Linked DNA regions of Homo sapiens: region 1 is linked to region 2. A link is a contact called in ENCODE Hi-C or POLR2A ChIA-PET data. All regions are on one chromosome and are shown on one strand. The core of a region is the stretch at or near the end of the contact, and the rest is flanking DNA. Distances in the headings are between cores, read along the strand shown. Region 1 holds the start of OSBPL9 (oxysterol binding protein like 9). Region 2 holds the start of FAF1 (Fas associated factor 1).

Region 1 (3,960 bases), core at 627-3,126, 660 kb after region 2:
CTCTCCAGCCTGGGCGATAAGAGTGAAACTCCATCTCAAAAAAACAAAACAAAACAAAACAAAACAAACAAAAAAAACAGAAACTCATTCATTTCTATACCATCTAACTACTGATCCACTGGCATCTGAACCCATACTCTCTGCTCTTCTTTCTTGTTACTTTGGATAAAGTATCTCTGCTAGTATCAAAAGTCAACCTTTGCACTTGGGCTTGGGGTCTCAGTCTTTTCCTTTCTTTCTTTTTTTGTATTTTATTCCAGTGTTTTGCCAACACAAAAAGAGGTCTCAATCTTATGAAGGGCTTCACTGCTGCTATTCTCTCTTTTCTCTAGGATGTCCCCAGTTTTTCCCTCTCTTGAAAATCAGCAAAGTAATATTCTCTAGTGTCTTCGATCTAAATAATAATTTTAAAAAAGGACAAAGAAAGCCCTTCCCTTGACCACACCTCCGTTTCCAGCTAGTGCCTCATCTTTTAGTTTCCTTTTTAGCTCTTTCTCTTGATATTTGCACGGCTGGCCTTTTCTTATCCTCCATATCTAAGTTTAAAGCCACTTCCTAAGAGGCCTGCCCTATAACCACCCCCTATAAATTAGCTACCCACTGACTTCCTATTAAAATAATTTATTAAATTATTTGCAGTGTTAATCAGTATTGGATATTTTTCTTGTTTACTTGTTTAGTGTTTGCTTTCACCACAGAATTTAAGCTCTGAGAGAGCTTATTCACTGCTGTATTCCCAGGACCTCCAACAGTGCCTAGATATAGTAGGTGGTCAATAAATCCTTTGGTTTTTTTTTTTTTTTTTTTTTTTTTGTGTGAGAGAGAATTTGGCTCTGTCACCCAGGCTGGAGTGCAGTGATGCAATCTCGGCTCCGAGGTTCAAGTGATTCTTGTGCCTCAGCTAGGACTACAGGGTGCGCCACCACGCCCAGATAATTTTTGTATGTTTAGTAGAGATGGGCTTTTACCATGTTGGCCAGGCTGGTCTCGAACGCCTGATCTCAAGTGATCTGCCTGCCTCGGCCACCCAAAGTGCTGGGATAACAGGTGCGAGCCACCGCGCCCAGCCAATAAATGCTTAAATTGCCCCTGTAGGCTGTTAGTGATCTATCCCTACTTCTTTGACCTTATCTCCCACCACTTTCTCCCTGGCTCACTGCTCCACGCACACTGACCTCCTTGTTGATCCCTCAAGATGCCACGCTCACTCCTAACATTTGGTCTTTGCATTTGCTATTCCTTCGTCTTGGAAGGCTCTTCCACCAGGCTCCCTCCTTCGCTTTCTTCAGGTCTTTGCTTAAAAGTTACCTTTTCACTCAGGCCTTCCCTGTTTGGGAATTTAAAATAGCAGTCCCAGCGCTCTCTCCTTCCTTGCTTATGTTTTTCTCCATAGCATTTATGATTTTTTAATGTACGATATAATTTACTATTTATTTTACCATTCCCCTCACCTGTCATGAAGGCTCTGTTGTATCCCCAATGTCTAGAAGAATGCCTAGCACAAAACAGCGAATATTTATTAAATGAATGGATTTGTGGAATGAATGCATAAATGAATATCAGATATGAAATCTTTTGGAAGTGGAAGGTATCATGGCCAGTAAAATTATTTATTAATATGTTCATAATCTTTTTTCTTTACTCTAATCCCATGACAGATTATAAATAATCTTAATAGCAGTATTCACGTTTGCATTCTCGCATCCGTGGCATGGAGTCCTACACACAATAGGCGCCCTAAGAAAGCGTGTTTGACTTGATCGCTGGAGCATCTGCCGGCACCGCCCAGGACCCGCCCAGGACCCGCCCCGCCCCCTGCGGCCCCGCCCCCCGCATGCTGAATGCCATATAGGCGAGTGACGTCAGGCCGTTTGTTGTCATTGGCGGCTCCCAAGATGGCGTCCATCATGGAAGGGCCGCTGAGCAAATGGACTAACGTGATGAAGGGCTGGCAGTACCGTTGGTTCGTGCTGGACTACAATGCAGGACTGCTCTCCTACTACACGGTGAGTCCTTGGAGGGCACAGCTCCAGGCGCCTCGGGGCCGCGTTTCCTGGGTGGAGGTGGGGGACCGGGGTTTTAGGTGGCTGAGTTGAGGTTGCTAGTCTGGGGGTGCCGCCGTACGCGAGGGTTCCCTTGTTGGGGAGGGTTTTACGTCTCGGATAGCCAATGAGGGTGAGGGAGAGAGGGGCGCAGCCAATAAATAGAAACTAGCTGTCTGATTTATGGGTTGGGGGTGAGCCAAGTTTCTTTCTTAGGGTCCGCTATTAAGCGGTAGTGGGGTCCAGCATGGTTGTGAGCGGGTAAGGGTGATCGTAGTCATGGCTTAAAAGGTCCAGTCTTGCGGTTCATGCTGTCTTCATATGTTGTCATGGACTTTACACTGTCCCACCAAGGCCCTGTAGCCGGCCGCACCCCTTAGCTTCCCTCCAGGGATTGAAGAGCTCTGCTTCCTCGGAGGAGTGGCCAGAGGAGCCGGGACAGGTCCAAAAGTGACCAGCCCTCGGGCAACACCAGGGGGTCCGAAATCCCTCCAGTCGGTTCAGGTTGTGTGTCTCATTCAAGGGACGCACCCCTCTATTTAGCGGGAGGCGAGCTCAAACGACGCCTTAACTTTTGAGAGCCAAGGATTTCCTACACGCGAGACTCTTGTCAGCGAAGAGAGACAAGTGATAGTGCAGTGTCCCCTTACAGTTACATTCTGGGTTCAGGGCTTCACTGTTGTTAACATGAGTTGGTGGCCGTGGAAAAGTAGATGAATTGCTGTGAATCTTACGTGGTTGTGTGTGTGTGTGTGTGTGTGTGTGTGGTTTTTTTTTTGAGACGGAGTCTCGCCCTGTTGCCCAGGCTGGCGTGCAATGGCATCATCTCGGCTCACTGCAACTTCTGCCTCTCGGGTTCAAGCGATTCTCCTGCCTCTGGCCTCCCTAGTAGCTGGGATCACAGGCATGCGCCACCACACCCTGCTAATTCTTGTATTTTTAGTAGAGACGGGGTTTCACCATGTTGGCCAGGCTGGTCTTGAACTCCTGACCTCAGGTGATCCACCCGCCTCGGCCTCCCAAAGTACTGGGATTACAGACGTGAGCCACCGCGTCCGGCCTTGAATCTTATGTTTTGACTATCCCCTCCACCCTCATCGCATTCGATATGGAGAGTAGGTGGTATTAGGGAGATAACTTACTTAGAAAGGTACTTTCTCTGAATGGTGTATAGTTGACGATAGCCGATATGAGGGAAGAAAATACATAAGAGGACAAAATAGAATGCCCAGAAAGCTTTAGAAAATAATAGAAGACAGAAAGAAAAACATGATTATGGAAGAAGGATTAAGGTTGATGAGAGAAAGGGGACACTGAATTTATTTGTTCATTTAAAAAATATTATTGAGCTGCTATGTGCGTTTTCATGCCAGCAAGAATAGACAGTAAAAAAGACATTCACTGTTCCTCTTCTCTGGAGCTTATATACTAGCTTGGTGAGTCCTTTAATTCATTTCACTCCTAATAACTCTGCAAGGTGGTTATTCATTATCTCCATTTAATATCCCCAGTTACAGTTTTGAAATCTGAGGCTCCAGGCTTTTAAAGCAATTTGCTCAACATCACATAGCACTAAGTGATGGAATCAGGATGCCAAATTATTGACTTTTTCTACTAAACTTCGCTTTCACTACAGGAAGGAGAAAAGTGTAAGTTGTGAGTTACTAAAGGCAAGCTTGCAAGAGTAAAAGTATTACTTTCATCATCCTTCAACTATCAGCTTTCTTTCTCTACATAGTTTTTAAAGGGAAAAAGACTAAACCTTAATGAGTCTTAAACACATTGTTCAAGATTGTCTTTAGGTGGGCATGAAAGAGAGGCAACTGAATATTATGTCCTGAAAACTCTGGAATTATGAAACCCATGGCTTAGATAAAGGAAAAGTAATATTGGGTTTAAGTAGATGTGATAATCAGAA
Region 2 (3,894 bases), core at 1,364-3,863:
AATTTTCATTTTCATTTCCAAACCAAAATCCCTGGAAAATCTTGCTTTGCCTGAGTACAAGAAGCCTAAATTTCCTGTCCTTTAGCCAATATAAGGTTAACAGTTAAGCATAATAATTGTCACACACAAAAAATAGAAAGCAGATGCAAGTTATTAGAGATAAAAAGGTAAAATTAAAACAAAGTTATAATTACTTTATAAAGTTTTTAATGAGGGAAATCAGAAGACAATTTTGTAACACGGTAAAACTACACCTTGAAATATAGAGTCCTTTTTCAAACAGTGCATTCCACATTAGATAAAAAATGGAACTGGAGAACAAAAACAAAACAAAAAGACGATGATGAAAAACTTAGGCAGGGCTGGGTGTTGGAGCTTACACCTGTATTCCCAACACTTTCGGAGCCTGAGGTGGGTAGATCACTTGAGCCCAGGAGTTCAAGACCAGCCTGGGCAACATGGCAAGGCCCATCTCTAAAAAATTTAATTAATTAATTAATTGAAAAATTTTTTAAAATGTAGGCAGGCAAAAAGCCTCAGGCCAATCCTAAACCTACAAAACATCAAAATCTTATGGTCAACTTTTATTATAAGGACACTCCTTTATTAGTTTGGAGGTTATGGTTTAATCAAACTGTAGATATATGCATATTCCTAATACCTGTATATCAGATTTCACTGGGTAACCAAAACAGCAAACTCTGAAAATGGTTATCTGAACGTTAATTTGTAAAAATAAGGGCCGGGAGCAGTGTGGCTCACGCCTGTAATCCCAGCACTTTGGGAGGCCGAGGAGGGTGGATCACGAGGTCAGGAGATCAAGACCATCCTGACTAACACGGCGAAACCCTGTCTCTACTAAAAATACAAAAATATTAGCCAGGCGTGGTGGCCGGCGCCTGTAGTCCCAGCTACTCGGGAGGCTGAGGCAGGAGAATGGCGTGAACCTGGGAGGCGGAGCTTGCAATGAGCCGAGATCGCGCCACTGCACTCCAGCCTGGGCGACAGAGCGAGACTCCGTCTCAAAAAAAAAAAAAAATTAATTAATTTTAAAAAAAATAAGGAACTTAATAGAACAGAGAGAGAGAAAAGCCCAACAAAATTTCAGCAAGGAAAAATACTGCCTACTAAGCTAGTGTTAGAACCTGTGCAATGTGAGTATTAAAAAAGAGGGAAAAGTCTGCCTATACTTGACAGTAGCTTCTAAGTTGATGCCAAAATGGCCAAAAATATCTCACTAAAATAATTCCTTCACCAAACATCAAAAGGCAAAGGTAGCACTCACAGGATATTAGTTCTAGCTCCAAGTCTTTCACAATGCATACAGTTCTACTTTCAAAGGGCCTTCCTAAGATACTTACATGTCAGTGGCACTACGACTGGGTTTATTAAGAGAACAGCCTTTACTTATCCTTTAAAGTATTCCTGGAGAAAGGACACCAACCAAGCAATTCAAGTCTGTAGGGGAGGGGAATCCGCAAATATGAATAGGTAATTTATTAAGCTTGTGAATTCATTGCAGAGATACTCTGGAATATATAGTCTTATCTGTCTCCTTGTTATCTTCTTACCCTCCAAAGATTCCAATTAGGCAAAGTCTCAAATGTTTACTCCTCTTTGAAAAGGACCTCAGTACCCCATTGTCATTGCCCTCGCCATCTCATCATTCTGCTTTTTTACTCTTCCCTTAATACAATATAAATACACCACGCCCATAACACCACACGCTCCACGCTCACACTCCATACATCTCTCCCCACAGAACCACCCAAAACATCCCATACTTAATGGTCCAACACCAATTAAAACAAAAACTCTACACGTCCCCCCATATAATACAGGAAACACTACACATTCCACACACATTGTAACCCAAGTCATTAATACCTCCAATCCCATTCAACCCGTACTTAACACATTCTACACACTCATGATAGCATATAAATTATACGCTTCTCCATAGCTCGCCACACACACACACACACGCCACGCACCGTATAAAAGCCTAAATGACACACCACTGCAGCGTTCAAACGCTGGGAAGAAGACTCCCTTGTGGCACCGGAAACCCACGAGGTTGGAAGTGGGAGGGGAAGAGGGCCAGATACTTCACCTGAAAATCCGCCAGGATCATCTCCCGGTCCATGTTGGACGCCATGGCGGCCGCCGAGTTCCGCGGCTCCGGGAGCGAAGCGCGCACCTGGGAGGCAGACGGCACCTCCTGCGACCGTCGCCGCCACCGCCGCCGCCGCCGCCGGGCGCCGAGGGGCTGGCGGGCGAGCCGGCGGGCGGGTCGGCGGGCCAGCGGGCGGGGCAGCGCGGGAAGCGCTAGGCGCTCATGCACTCGGTAACCTTCAGGCGCCCCGGCCGCCCGCCTGCAACCTGCGGAGCCCGCGTCGCAGCAGCCCGGACAGGAAGATTGGTCTGGATGTGGGTCCGGTCTTACAGTCGCGGGCCAGGATGAGGGCAGGTTGCGACAGCGCGCACCCGGATACCTTCAGCGGCGTTAAGCCCGGCGGGGGCGGGGAAACCGAGCGAGCGAGCGGGCGGGCGAACGCCGCGGCCGCCTCCGCCTCCTCCGCTTCCTCCCTGGCCGCCGCCTCCGCCCCTGGTTGGCCAGCGCCACGGCTGTCGCACATTTTGCCTGTCATCGAGGTCGCAAAGCGCCGCTTTGCGGCTCCACGTGACCACCCTCCTGTCAAGCGCTGAGCGCGCGACTACCCGGCCAGGATCTCTGCGCTGGCGGCAGAGACTGCAACCTGCAGCTGCGGAAGCTTCAAGTCTCGCAACAGGTTATTCCAGTTTGGATTTAAGCAAAGGCCTCAGGATAGCGCCTCCCCCTAGCTGAGGCGGGGACCAGATTGTGCACCTCACGTGGTTAGTCACACAAATACACACCACCCTCACAAACCAACTAAACACACTGTTACAACTCGTCTAACAAACAGCATTTCAGAAATATATGTTTTTCTCTACAATGTTTCAGCAAAATACAGCTTCATATAGTCTCTCACGCTCAACCTGTCAAAACCGAATCCACACTGTCACACCCAGTCCCAAGCTCCCTGACGTCTGCATCCTCAGACTCCGTAACACAGAAGTAACCAGACTGCCATGGTAGACATGGGAGAGACGAGGAAGCTGAGAAAGGTAAAAATCTCGTTCCAGAGAAGAGGAGGAGCATTTTTTTTAATTGATAAGGTAGTTATGAGAAATAACAACCTCGAGTTAATAGGGTTGCTCCAAAGGGGGAAAAAAGGGAAAACCTTTCTACTGCTGCAGTTATATTTGTTTTTTTAAGCTGAGACATCTTACAAATGGGATAAAACTTGAATCCAGCTTTGAATATAGTCAGTCTATTTTTATTTATTTATTTATTTATTTATTTATTTATTATTTTGAGACGGAGTCTCGCACTGTGGCCCGGGCTGGAGTGCAGTGGCGCGATCTCGGCTCGCTGCGACCTCCGCTTTCTGGGTTCAAGCGATTCTCCTGCCTCAGCCTCCATAGTAGCTGGGATTACAGGCTCCCGCCACCAAGCCCGGCTAAGTTTTTTTTGTATTTTTAGTAGAGACGGGGTTTCACTATGTTGGGCAAGCTGATCTCGAACTCCTGTCCTCGTGATCCGCCCTCCTCGGCCTCCCAAAGTGTTGGGATTACAGGCGTGAGCCACTGCACCCGGCCTATTCATTTTCATAAGAAATTATTTTGGAATATTCACCAAATATTGAAAGTTTCAACCCATGGTCAGAAATTGACAACCTCTGTAACTAAAACAGCCAAAGACTATGTACAATGAAGTGTGACAGTTTGTAATTGTCGTCCAGGTTAGAGAAAGTGTGACAGTGGAAGTTGTTCATCCTTGACTTGGGAAAATATCAGCTTCTGGATTGT

Evidence for each region. Hi-C counts contacts between places; a loop is a spot of excess contacts on that map. ChIA-PET counts read pairs that join two places held with the same protein, here RNA polymerase II (POLR2A). Pooled maps may share reads with other maps.
Region 1: a loop to region 2 is called in a pooled map, with 5 times the contacts of the local background. The contact joins the promoter of OSBPL9 here to the promoter of FAF1 in region 2. A Hi-C loop is called at or near these places in 3 of 168 maps with a recorded cell type or tissue (CD4-positive, alpha-beta T cell, CD8-positive, alpha-beta T cell and ascending aorta) and 12 of 50 pooled maps. POLR2A ChIA-PET finds 5 or more read pairs at or near these places in 1 of 52 experiments (PC-3).

What each region holds. Positions count from the first base shown.
Region 1 is chr1:51,615,216-51,619,175 of GRCh38, forward strand. OSBPL9 (oxysterol binding protein like 9) reads left to right here and starts at 1,877. Exons shown (of 24, transcript NM_024586.6): 1 at 1,877-2,006. The coding sequence starts at 1,896. It overlaps LOC105378719 (a long non-coding RNA gene), which reads right to left. Exons shown (of 3, transcript XR_947339.4): 2 at 1,452-1,495. RefSeq lists enhancers at 1,574-2,482, 2,483-3,390.
Region 2 is chr1:50,957,654-50,961,547 of GRCh38, forward strand. It overlaps FAF1 (Fas associated factor 1), which reads right to left and starts at 2,614. Exons shown (of 19, transcript NM_007051.3): 1 at 2,114-2,614. The coding sequence starts at 2,158. It also overlaps a transcript of CDKN2C not described here. RefSeq lists an enhancer at 1,901-1,950 and silencers at 2,261-2,310, 2,421-2,580.